Linked DNA regions of Homo sapiens: region 1 is linked to region 2. Evidence: chromatin contacts called from ENCODE Hi-C or POLR2A ChIA-PET data. All regions are on one chromosome and are shown on one strand. The core of a region is the stretch at or near the end of the contact, and the rest is flanking DNA. Distances in the headings are between cores, read along the strand shown.

Region 1 (5,606 bases), core at 2,263-4,762, 550 kb after region 2:
TGGGCATGGTGGCTCAAGCCTTAATCCCAGCACTTTGGGAGGCTTAGGCAGGCAGATCACCTGAGGTCAGGAGTTTGAGACCAGGCTGGCCAACACGGAGAAACCCTGTCCCTACTAAAAATACAAAAATTACCTGAGTATGGTGGCGCACACCTGTAATCCCAGCTATTTGGAAGGCTGAGGCACGAGAATTGCTAGAACCCGGGAGGTGGAGGTTGCAGTGAGCCAAGATAGCCCCACTGTACTCCAGCCTGGGAGACAGAGCCAGAATCCGTCTTAAAAAAAAAAAAATCGGGGGGGTGGTGTCAGGGCTAGGTCCAATCCTTGAGTTGCAGGATGAGAGGAATACAATATATTCTCTAGTGCCCCACCCTTATTTCAGGATCCGGACTTTAGGAGCCTGGAAGCGGGAACCAGTCTTAGTTCAGCACTCCTGTCTTCCCAGCCCCCATCCTGAATGGGAGGTGGCCTCCAGCTGCACACGCTTCTTCCAGGCACACCTCAATTTGCCCCTCTGAATAGGGCAAGAGAAGCGGGGGCTGAGTCAAAACTGGCGGTGAGCAGTGTCCTGCATCCTTCCAGCCATGGCCTTGAAGCCGGGGTTCTGGCCTGGACACGTGCCACTCTCCAGGCCAATAGTCTCACCACCCCTCCCGCCAGCGCTCAGAGGCGGGGCTGGCCGCAGCGCGAGGAATGCGGGCTGGGGGCCCGGGGCACATTCCAGGGAAGACCCCAGGCCCAAGGGGCAAGTTTACGCAACTCGCCGCCCAGCTGAGGCTGGGAGCAGGGGAGGGCACCCACCCCGACTCTCTCTCCTCTTCTCCAGCACTGGAGGCGGCCGGGCTGGTGGGGAGCTTGTGGAGGTGGTAGTGCGCCTCCCAGAGTCCTGGCCCGGAAACAGCGCGCCGGAAAGGGCTGCCTGCGGGGGGCTGACGGCGGCGAGAGGGAGGGGAGAGGAGGTAGGCTGGCCATCTGGAAAAGGGCCTCTTTCCGCACTGTGCACAAGTCCGCTTCGGGGCGGCAGCAAAGTAGGGCAGGCCGGCTGTTTAAAATTAGTCCGGCCCTCCCTCTCACTTTCAGGCGCGGGCCGATGGGCGGCGAGTGTCCGGGGGTGGGGGCGGGAGCGGTGACTCAAAGGGCTTTTACACCCGTGCAGCCTCCTGCGCTCTGCGGATCCCGGGCCAGACCGCTTCGCGGGGACTCCCCTCACCCCGTGAAGTCTCTCCTCGGCCGGCACTCCCATACTCCCATTGACCTACAGGGTCAAGCCCCAATCCAGCTTCCTGACACCGCAGGAAACCTCTGCCACCTCTAGTAGTCCGCCTCGGGCCCGCCCCTCCTCGTGGTCCCGCCCCCACCTCACCTGAAGCAGGTGGAAGCTGGTCCCTCCCCAGCTCCGCCTCCAGGGTCCGCTACAGCCCAAGCGGCTACCGTCACTCTGACCAGGGAAGCCACCCTGGCAGACCGACGGCGAGTGGAACTCGAGCACCTCCCCAGGTGCGCCTAATTCGAAGGGCAGTCAGAATGGCGGAGCCAAGTTCCTGGCACCCCTCTTCAGTTTCCCCTCAACTTGAGAGGGGACTCCCCCGCAGGCGGGGCAGAGTGGACCCTGGGACCCCAGCCCAAGACTTTTCCGGAGAAGAACACTCGCTCCAGCCTCTTCCCGCGGAGCACCTCCCACCAGTTTTCATGGCGCCCACCCTGAACCCCCGATCGCCCCAACCTTTCTCCGGCCTCCCTCACCTTGAGCGGCGCTCCCAGCAGGCGGTGCACCGCGGGTATCTGCGCGCCCAAGGGCAGCGCCCCGTCCAGGCTGCAGGTGGGGGCCCGGCGCGGCTCCGGAAAGTTGGCACATGCGAAGGGGTCGGTGTCTTCCAGGTACTGCACCCTCACGGTCACCACTGATACCGGCTCTCCGTCCCCGCGGTCTTCCCCGCCCGCCATGGCTCTGCGGCCGGCTCACGCAGCGCGCCTCCGAGTCCCGGCCCCAGTGCAGCTTCTACTCAAAGCACACTGTAGCTCCGCGGTTCGGGCCCGGCCGGACCGGACGCGGCTGGAGGGGCGGGGCCAGACGGAGGCGGGGCCGAGGAAGGGGGTGGAGCCAAGATTAGTCCCCGAGTGCGCGCCAGGAGGTAACCACTGCCGGAGGCGGGGCCGCCGCTAGCCACTCACAGGGCCCAATGGGAATCCCGTTAGTTCACTGGCTAGGAGGGCGGGAAAAACCGAGCTCGCGCCCCACCTTCGAGAACGCGCAGAAGGCGGGGAGGCTTTCTTTGGTCTGGGGATAGTGAGGCTGCGTTCTCTTTGAGGGGTGTTAGGGCAGATGGGGCAGAAGTTTCTTTAGATAGTGGCCGGCCAGGTCTCTCTCAGTTGAGGGACAAGATAGCCCTCATTCCTTCCATTTGAGGGGTGAGTCCCTGTGGTTTCCTCATTTAGGGAAAGCAGTGAGAGGGGGTCCCTTCAATTTGGAGCAAGAAGTGAGAATAAATTCCACCCAGTTTGAAGGAAGAGGTGGGATCAGTTCCCTTTAGTTGTGGGAGGAAGAGGGAAGGATGCCCTTCAGTTTTCTGGGAAAAGATTGGGAGGAGTCAGTTTGAGGGGGCAGATAGAACACGTTCCCCTCAGTTTTGGAGAAAAAGTGGGATGGGTGCCCCTCAGCCTGAATGAAAAGTGGAGACGGTCCTCCTCTGTTTGGGGCGCTATGAGCCGAATGCCCCTCAGATTTGGAAAAAGTTGGGTGCATCTCGCCTAGTTTGAAGGGAATCAGTAGGCTGGGTTTTCCATAGGTTCCTGTCAGCTTCATCAAAGAGATGAGACAGTTCTCTGTAGTGTGACTGAAAGGGAGGGCCAGGTGCCCCTTGGTTTGGGAGATGAAGAACAGCCTCCCTCTTCGCCTGGCACGAGCTGGGCCAGTCTGGGCCTTAGGGTTTCTGGGACGTTGGGGGCAGCGTTGTCCGTCACTGCTTTGGGGAGCGTCCAGTGCGCGTGCGCAGCTCAGGTCCGGGTGGGGGCCGGCAGGGGGTCCTGGGCTTGGCAACGTGGGCGGAGGGCGGCCAAGCACGGTCCCCTGCGTTTTGCACCCGGCCGCGCCTTGGTCCCAGGGGGGTGCTGCTCGCCGCACAGCAGCGCTGGCCGAGGAGGAGCCGTGCCCCTCCCGTCCTGACCGCGCCCCCCGCAGACCCCCGCCCTTCCCGCTGCGGGCTGCCCCAGGGGGGCCGTGGCCGCGCACCGCTCTGGATCTGGTGGGGGCGGTTTTGGGGAGGTTTGGGGGCGCGGACTCGAAGGAGTAGGTTGTGGAACTTGGGGGAGAGCTGCACTGGGGAATTTCCGGAGCTGGGACTGATTTAGGGAGGAAAGAGGAGAGAGTCCCCGACTACGAGAGTCCGAGGCAGGGTCTCGGAGCCTGGACCTGGCTTGGGGGTATCGGAGCCGGGATTGGGGGGAGCGGGCCCCACGTGCCTGTGACGCGGGGGCGCCCGGTAGGTGGCGGCGGCGACGCGGGGCCGGCGGCCGTGCGGTGCCGGGAGGGCGGCTGGGCAGGCGGCAGGATGCTGCGCGCCGCCCTGTCCCTGCTCGCGCTGCCCCTGGCGGGGGCGGCCGAAGAGCCCACCCAGAAGCCAGAGTCCCCGGGCGAGCCTCCCCCAGGCTTAGAGCTCTTCCGCTGGCAGTGGCACGAGGTGGAGGCGCCCTACCTGGTGGCCCTGTGGATCCTGGTGGCCAGTCTGGCCAAAATCGGTGAGTGCGTGTGTGCGTGCGCCAGGCCGACCGCCAGCGGCGGACCCGCCCCCAACACCCCCACCTCCTCGGTCCTCAGATTGGGGCTGGCTTCTTGCACGGTGCTGGGACTTAGGTTTGGATTCCACAAATCCGGGCTCTCGCCCAGTTCCTGCATCGCTTCTTGTGGGTCCCAGGTCCCTGTCTTCTCCCCTGGGAGCTCTGAGGATTTGCCTTTCTGAAGGGCTGTCCCCCGCTCTCCCCAACTCCATCTGTAGGCTCCTTTGCCCTCTCCGCTCCCCTCTTCCCCTTGCAGTAGGCCCTCTTCAGTCTGGTCTCTCCCCCACCAATCCCTAGCCTCCCAGAAACCTCTGTCGCTGGTGAGGATGTGTGGGGACATTGAGGGGAGGGTGTTCTCCCAAGAACACAGGCATCCTGGTTCTGAAAAAGCAGCCTTCCCTGGAGACCATGTCCGAGTGTCCATTCCCTTGGGAAACTACACTGCCACTTTTCCTCCAGCTCTCCCCTGCTCCCCACTTAAAGCTGCTGCCTTCTTGTGCCTGTGTATGGGTACCCCCCCAACCCACGTTCAGGTCCACATTCTTCTCACTTCAGGGTATAAGAAACTTCCGTGTATCGGGGCCTTCCTGTGTGCTGTCTACCCTAGATGCTTTCATACATCCGACCTCTTCAGTCCTGACAGCATTGAAGGCTGTGCTTCAGACTTCTTTTTCCCTGAATAGAGCTGCTTTTCCTTGCATCTGCTCCTTCCTCCTCCCTTCTGAGCAGCCAGTGGTCCCTCCTCCCACCAGAGACCCTCCTCCTTCTCCCTGTTGTGCTGGCTCTGCTGTGGGGGTGACTAATTATAGCTGAGCGTTGCTACTCTCTCCCCATGGATGCTGGCACAGCCTGTACTCCAGTCTCACCAATACAGCCTTCATGGAGGAATCACCCAGAGCCTAGAATTTGCCCCTCTTCTCCCACATGGACACTGCTAGGGGGTGAGGGGGCTGGGCAGGAACAGAACTCTCCACTCTGCTGTGGCAGCCTGAGATTAATAATGGAAAGTGGAACTCAATATGCCTTCCGGGAGCGTGGTTCTGTGATGGGGCTTGGATCTCGGGGCTGGGGTTAATGCATGAAGAGATGAAGATGAAATAGGGTCCCCGAAGGAGAGAAGTGGGAGACCAAAGTAGGGACAAGTATGGAGAGATCTATGACCATGTTTACCTTAGAGGTCCAGCAGCAATGAGAGTAAGAGTAGAAAGAGCCTCAGGTTTGGAGCCAACGATTGGGTTTGCTAAGTCTGTGAGTTGCAGAAGAGTTCCTGTCTTAGGGTTTATAGCAAAAACTGTAGTTTTCCCCATAAATCATGGTTCTTTTTCTAGTTTGGATGACATTTCCTATGGAAGTAAGAGAAGAGAGCCTCCTTTTCACAAGTCAAAGAAAATCCTCGAACAAGAGAAAAGGCAGAGCATTCAGGAACACCTTCCCCCAGCTTCATTGCTAGGAGACTTTTTCCCTTTTATTAAACAAATATTTACATAGAGCTCACTATGTGCCAGGCACTGTTCTAGGCCCTTTGGGTACAGCTTCCAAAGGGCACTGTCTTGGCATAGGGTCTCACAGAGGCTAATTTAGAGGTCTCCTTCCCCAACACCCCAGGGATTATGTAGAGAGAGATGTGTTCGCTTGTGGTCTGAGGACTTAAAGGAGAGCCAAAGAGTTTATTTTAGAGGACAAAAGTAGGAGTGGCTATAGTGCTAGAAACGCTTTTCTTCTCCCCTCCTACAGACAGAACTGTTCTATTTAATTAACATTTGGTGTGTGTCTAACATACTATGTGTCTGACATTATGCTAGGCACATTTGCATACTTTATATCATTTTATC
Region 2 (5,673 bases), core at 1,751-4,250:
AGGCGTGGTGGCTCACGTCTGTAATCCAGGCACATTGGGAGGCCGAGGCGGGCAGATGACCTGAGCTCAGGAGTTCGAGACCAGCCTGGGCAACATAGTGAAACCCCGTCTCTACCAAAAATACAAAAAATTAGCTGGGCATGGTGGTGTGCGTCTGTGGTCCCAGCTACTTGGGAGGCTGAGGTGGGTGGGTCTCTTGAGCCCAGGTGGCGGAGGTTGCAGTGAGCCAAGATTGTGCCACTGCACTCCAGCCTGGGTAACAGAGTTAGACCCAGTGTTTAAAAAAGAAAGAAAAAGAAAGAGTGAGAAGAAAGAGAGAGGGAGAGAGCGCGAGGGAGAGAAAGAGAAAAGAGAAAAGAAAAGAAAAAAAGAAAAGAACAACGCTACAACAAAACAGTACCTTACCAAAAAGTAATGATAAATGCCACAGGCTTCCATCCCTGGACTTAGGTGATAAACTCCTAGCAATGCAGTAATAACTAACAGTCTACAAACTAGATTTCAATTCTTTTACTAGATCCTTTTAGGGACAAGTTCTATTTACTTTCAAACTCCCACAGTGCAAACAAAGCAAGGTATTTGACCAAGCCCTGCTCTTTTCTTATTCATTTCTAATTATCTGTACGGGCTGCTGGCACCCCATACTCAAACATTGGCTAGCTGCCTCTTTTAAAAGGCAATTGCAGGCAGGGTGTGGTGGCTCACGCTTGTAATCCCAGCACTTTGGGAGGCCGAGGTGGGCGGATCATAAGGTAAGGAGTTCGAGACCAGCCTGGCCAGGCCAACACAGCAAAACCCCGTCTCTACTAAAATTACAAAAATTAGCTGGGCGTGGTGGTGGGCGCCTGTAATCCCAGCTACTCGGGAGGCTGAGGCAGGAGAATCGCTTGAACCCGGGAGGCAGAGGTGGCAGTGAGCCAAGATTGTGTCACTGCACTCCAGCCTGGGCGACAGAGCTAGACTCCATCTCAAAAAAAAAAAAAAAAAAAAAAGGCAATTGCACACCTCCCTTCACCTCCTACATTCTCTTTGCTAACAGCAACGCCAAACTAAAAACCAATGCATCTTTGAAAACATTCCAGTTTACCAGATAAGGTAAATTTAAAATTCTGAAGACAGATTATCTGATCCATTTTTCTTTCCATAAAGCCCTTCAAAAATACCCTCTGGCAGTCAGCAGAACAAGCCTTTCACCCAAGAGAGACATAAAATAGCCTATGATTCTGTCATTTACAAACGCCAGGACATTTATTTAAAGGGTATCCACACATTATATTATTCCCAAGGAATGCTTATGCACTCAAGTAGGAAAAGGAGGACCAGGCCTGGCACGGTGGCTCATGCCTGTAATCCCAGCACTTTGGGAAACCAAGGAGGGGTGATCGCTTGAGCCCAGTAGTTGGAGACCAGTCTGGGCAACATGGTGAAACCCCATCTCTACTAAAAATACAAAAATTAACCCGGCATGGTGGAACGTGCTTGTAGTCCCAGCTACTCGGGAAGCTGAGGTGAGAAGATCGCTTGAGCCTGGGAGGTCGAACCTGCAGTGAGCCACGATCGCACCAGTGCACTCCACCCTGGGCGACAGAGACCCGGTCTCAAAAAAGAGAGAGAGAGAGAACAAGAACAAGTGGCTTCTCTGGCTATGAGAAGTCTATAAAGTTTTGAGGCCGGTGGCCTCAGAAGGCCTACCTGTGACAGAGAATGTTGGGGGGACACACGGGTTTTTCTGAATTAGAGCATGCCCACAACAGAGCTAAGCAATTGCCCGCAGAGGCATGTTACAAAACCACAAAGCAGGAACAGAGCTGAGAGGCCCCTGCCCAGAACACCCTGGAAGCTAAAACACAGGACCCTGAGAAATGAGCTCTACTACAGACAAGTCCAACAGAAAGTTCTCTGTTTCTGCTACCTCCAAAACTGGCTGCCCTCCCAGATTTAACTCTGGGTACCAATTGGGCAGTGCCAGCCACCGTGCTGGGCGGTGGATTCCGGGATGCCAAGTCTGTCTTCTTGGTTAGAAGGACACAAACCTCTGCAGTGTAGAGAATTGTGGGCATATCTGGGCTCCTCCACTGCATCAGGGCTACCTGCCTCCATCCAGCAAATACTTACTAAGCGCCTACCATATACGCCTGGCACCCAGCTAGACATCAAGTGGGAACCAAACCACAGTCCCTCGTCTCCGCAGGCAGAAACAGGCACCGTCCGGAGGTTGCGCGGGCCGGGAAAACCTGCCACAGGTTGCTAAGACCAGCTGTACCCAGGAGACAGCAGGATTCCCAGCAGCACCCAGCCCAGTAACGCCACAGACTCCCGGGAGCGAGGGCGGAGCGGACAGGTAGGCCCGAAGGCAGGTGCTCAGGTAGGAGGCGCACACCTGAGGCTGCCGGCCTGGGAAGGGCAGGCTCTGGCCGAAGGCGGGGTCCCCAGAGAAGGCTGCAGAGTGGTCCCGGGACCCCACGAGGGAGAGGGGGCGCGAGGAGCGGGCTCCGGCCTGGGCAAGCGGGTACGCGGCGGAGGCCCCGCAGCGGGGCGGGGAGGGAGGCGTGCGGCTAGGCCGCCCTCGGGCACCTGGGGCCCCGCCCGGCACCTACCACTTGGGCGACCTTGAGGCGGCCGAGCGCGCCGCGCAGGTAGTCGGGGTCGCAGCGCAGGCCGGCCAGCCCGCGGCGCTGGCTCACCGGCTCGGTGGTGGGCTGGTACGGGCTGCTGGCGCCCGAGATCATGGAGGTGCTCGAGGCCTCGCCCTCGAAGCCGTCCAGCTCCTCGCCGCTCCGCATGCTGCCGCCCGGCCCGGGCCGCCTCGCGCGGCTGGCTCCCGGCGCCAGGAGCGGGCGGACTCAGCGGGGCCGCCGCATCGCCGCCGCCGCCGCCGCCGCCGCCGCCCGACTGACTGCCCGCGGCCCGCCCGCCGCCGCCGCCTCTCGCCCGCCGCCCGGCTGCGGCTGCGGCTCGGTCCGCTCGGGCTCGGCTCCCGCCGCCTCGGCAGCGGAAAGGGAGGGAGGTGGGAGCCAGGAGAGGGAAGGAGGCGGGAGCGGGCGCGCCGGGCCGGGAGAGGCGGAGCCAGGCCGCAGCCGGCCGCTCGGAGGCGCTCCGCGGCTCGAGCGAGGTGGAGGCGGCGGCGCCGCGGGCCTCGGGGAGGGGCGGGGCGAGGCGGGGCGCCGGCTCCTCAGGCCCCGCCCTGGCCCCGCCCCCACCTGCGCCTAGAGCCGGGGCGGGAGCCGCTGGTGGGCGCTGGCGATCCCGGCACGCGGGGCGATGGGGTTCAGGCAGCGGGGTCTTGGGGCTGAGGAAAGGGTCGAGGTGGACCTGGAGGCCATGGAGTTGCTTTCCCAGACGCTGCCTCAGGTTCTCCTTTGAAGAAAGTGGGGTCCTCGACGCATAGGGTGGGGAGCTTCTCGGTAAAGACAGAGACGGGCTGCGCCACCCGGGTGCCGGGAACGGTGCGTGGCCAGGGTGGGCTTGACTCAGACTATTGGGCCGACGAGAGGTGGGTAAGTGCCTGTGTTCTCACGCTGGGCGCCTGGAACAAACCGGTTCCGAGGCCAGGGGCGGGCGGGGCAGGGTGAGGAGCCGCCCCACTGCAGGTTGTCCCCGCCGGCCTGACCCAGGCGACTGACATGTTCCTCTCCTCTCAGCTGAAAAGCTTTGCTAGCTCTGTCTACGCATAAAGTAAGGTTAAACACAGATTTTGCCCCGAAGGGCATTAATTAGGGACCAATTTACAATTCAAGTGTGAAGGCTAATTTTAAGCTAAGTAAAACACTGACTAAGAAGTGTCGCTTTGATATTGAACCCTTCCACAACCACAAATACCGAGAGCTTGCCATGTTCTAGGCACTGAGCAAGGCGCTTGAAGAACGTATCGTTGTTATTTCTATTTTACAGAAGAAGAGACTAAGGCTGCAGACTGGAAGTAGCTTGTCCAAGGTCACACAGTTCATTGGTGGGCAGAGCCCAGGTTCCTACTTTTTCTTTTTTTAAAAAAAAGTTATTTATTATTTTCATCATCATTATTTTTGTAGAGATAGGGCCTCACTGTGTTGCCCAGGCTGATCTCGAACTCCCGGGCTCAGGGGATCCTCCTGCCTCAGCCTCCCAAATTGCTGGGATTACAGGTGTGACTGACCATGCCCAGCCCTCAACTTTTTCAAAGATAGGAAGGACAGTGACTCTAATACTGTTGTCCTTCTGTATGGGGGCAAGAGAGGGAGCTTGTTTTCAGGACCCCCTCAAATACCAAAATCTGAAGATGCTCTCAAATCCTTTATATAAAATGGTGTAGTATTTACATATAACCTACACACATCTTCTCGTATACTTTAAATAATTGTTCTACTGTATTACTTTTTATCTATATTTTTGTGTGTGCGTGTGTGTGTTGTTTGGGGGTTTTTTGTGTGTGTGTTTTCTGAGACAGAGTCTTGCTCATCACCCAGGCTGGAGCGCTGTGGTGAGATCTCTGCTTACAGCAACCTCCACCTCAAGCGATTCTCCCACCTCAGCCTCCCGAGCAGCTGGGACCACCACGCCCAGCTAATTTTGGCATTTTTAGTAGAGACAGGGTTTCACCATGTTGGCCAGGCAGATCTCAAACTACTGGCCTCAAGTGATCTACCCACCTCAGCCTCCCAAAGGGCTGGGATTACAGATGTGAGCCACCGTGCCCCACCTGTTTTTCTGTTTTGTTTTGTTTTGTTTGTTTTTAAAATAGACTTTTCACTCTGTCATCCAGGCTGGAGTACAGTGGTACAATCATAGCTCACTGTAACCTCGACCCCCTAGACTTAAGCAATCCTCCTGTCTCAGCCTTCTAAGTAACTGGGACTACAGGCATGCCACCACCATGCCTGGCTAAATTGTTTTTTCTTTCTTTTTTTTTGGAGATGGGGTCTCATTATGTTGCCCAGGCTGGTCTCAAACTTCTGGTCTCAGCAGTCCTCCCACTTCAGCCTCCCAAAGTGCTGGGATTACAGGCATGAGCCACCACATCCAGCTTATTTTTTATTGTTTTTTCCAAATAATTTTTTTTTTTGAGACGGAGTCTCATTCTGTCACCCAGTGGCATGATTGCTGCGCACTACAACCTCCACCTCCCAGGTTCAAGCAATTATTCATGCTTCAGCCTCCTGTGTAGCTGGGATTACAGGTACCGACTAACACGCCTGGCTAATTTTTGTGATTTTAGTAGAGACGGGGTTTTGCCATGTTGGCCAGGCTGGTCTTGAATTCCTGACCTCGAGTGATCTGCCCACCTTGGCCTCCCAAAGTGCTGTGATTACAGGCATAAGCCACTGTGCCCAGCCTATTTTATTCCAAATTTTTTTTTATCAGCAGTTGGTTGAATCCATAGCTGCAGAAACCACAGATATAGAGGACTGACCCTAAATCAACAAATATTTATTGGGCACTTACTATGGATTAAGCAATATACTAAGAACTTGAGATAGACAATGGTGCTAGACGGTGGTGACATTGAGTGGTTGGATGTAGACTCTTGCCTCTGCTTTCTCCCAAAATCCCAGTGAAATGACAGTTACAGGGATTTTTTTGAGGGGGTGGGGTTGGGCATTAAACTGTTGGGATAAAGAATGGCAAAGGAGGCAGGGCACCATGGTGCATGCCTGTAATCCTAGCACTTTGGGAGGCTGAGGTGGCAGTTCACTTGAG

Evidence for each region. A loop is a pair of places that touch in the nucleus more often than their neighbours do. ChIA-PET counts read pairs that join two places held with the same protein, here RNA polymerase II (POLR2A). Pooled maps may share reads with other maps.
Region 1: a loop to region 2 is called in a map of CD14-positive monocyte, with 4 times the contacts of the local background. The contact joins the promoter of SLC9A5 here to the promoter of CMTM4 in region 2. A Hi-C loop is called at or near these places in 1 of 168 maps with a recorded cell type or tissue (CD14-positive monocyte) and 7 of 50 pooled maps. POLR2A ChIA-PET finds 5 or more read pairs at or near these places in 1 of 52 experiments (H1).

What each region holds. Positions count from the first base shown.
Region 1 is chr16:67,245,467-67,251,072 of GRCh38, forward strand. SLC9A5 (solute carrier family 9 member A5) reads left to right here and starts at 3,513. Exons shown (of 16, transcript NM_004594.3): 1 at 3,513-3,735. The coding sequence starts at 3,549. It overlaps FHOD1 (formin homology 2 domain containing 1), which reads right to left and starts at 2,015. Exons shown (of 22, transcript NM_013241.3): 1 at 1,744-2,015. The coding sequence starts at 1,944. RefSeq lists enhancers at 190-849, 3,250-3,751, 3,752-4,251 and silencers at 953-1,052, 1,953-2,322, 2,965-3,054, 3,075-3,164, 3,465-3,574.
Region 2 is chr16:66,693,743-66,699,415 of GRCh38, forward strand. CMTM4 (CKLF like MARVEL transmembrane domain containing 4) reads right to left here and starts at 3,001. Exons shown (of 4, transcript NM_181521.3): 1 at 2,598-3,001. The coding sequence starts at 2,783. RefSeq lists an enhancer at 2,204-3,043 and silencers at 2,514-2,803, 2,894-3,233, 3,474-3,533, 3,564-3,643.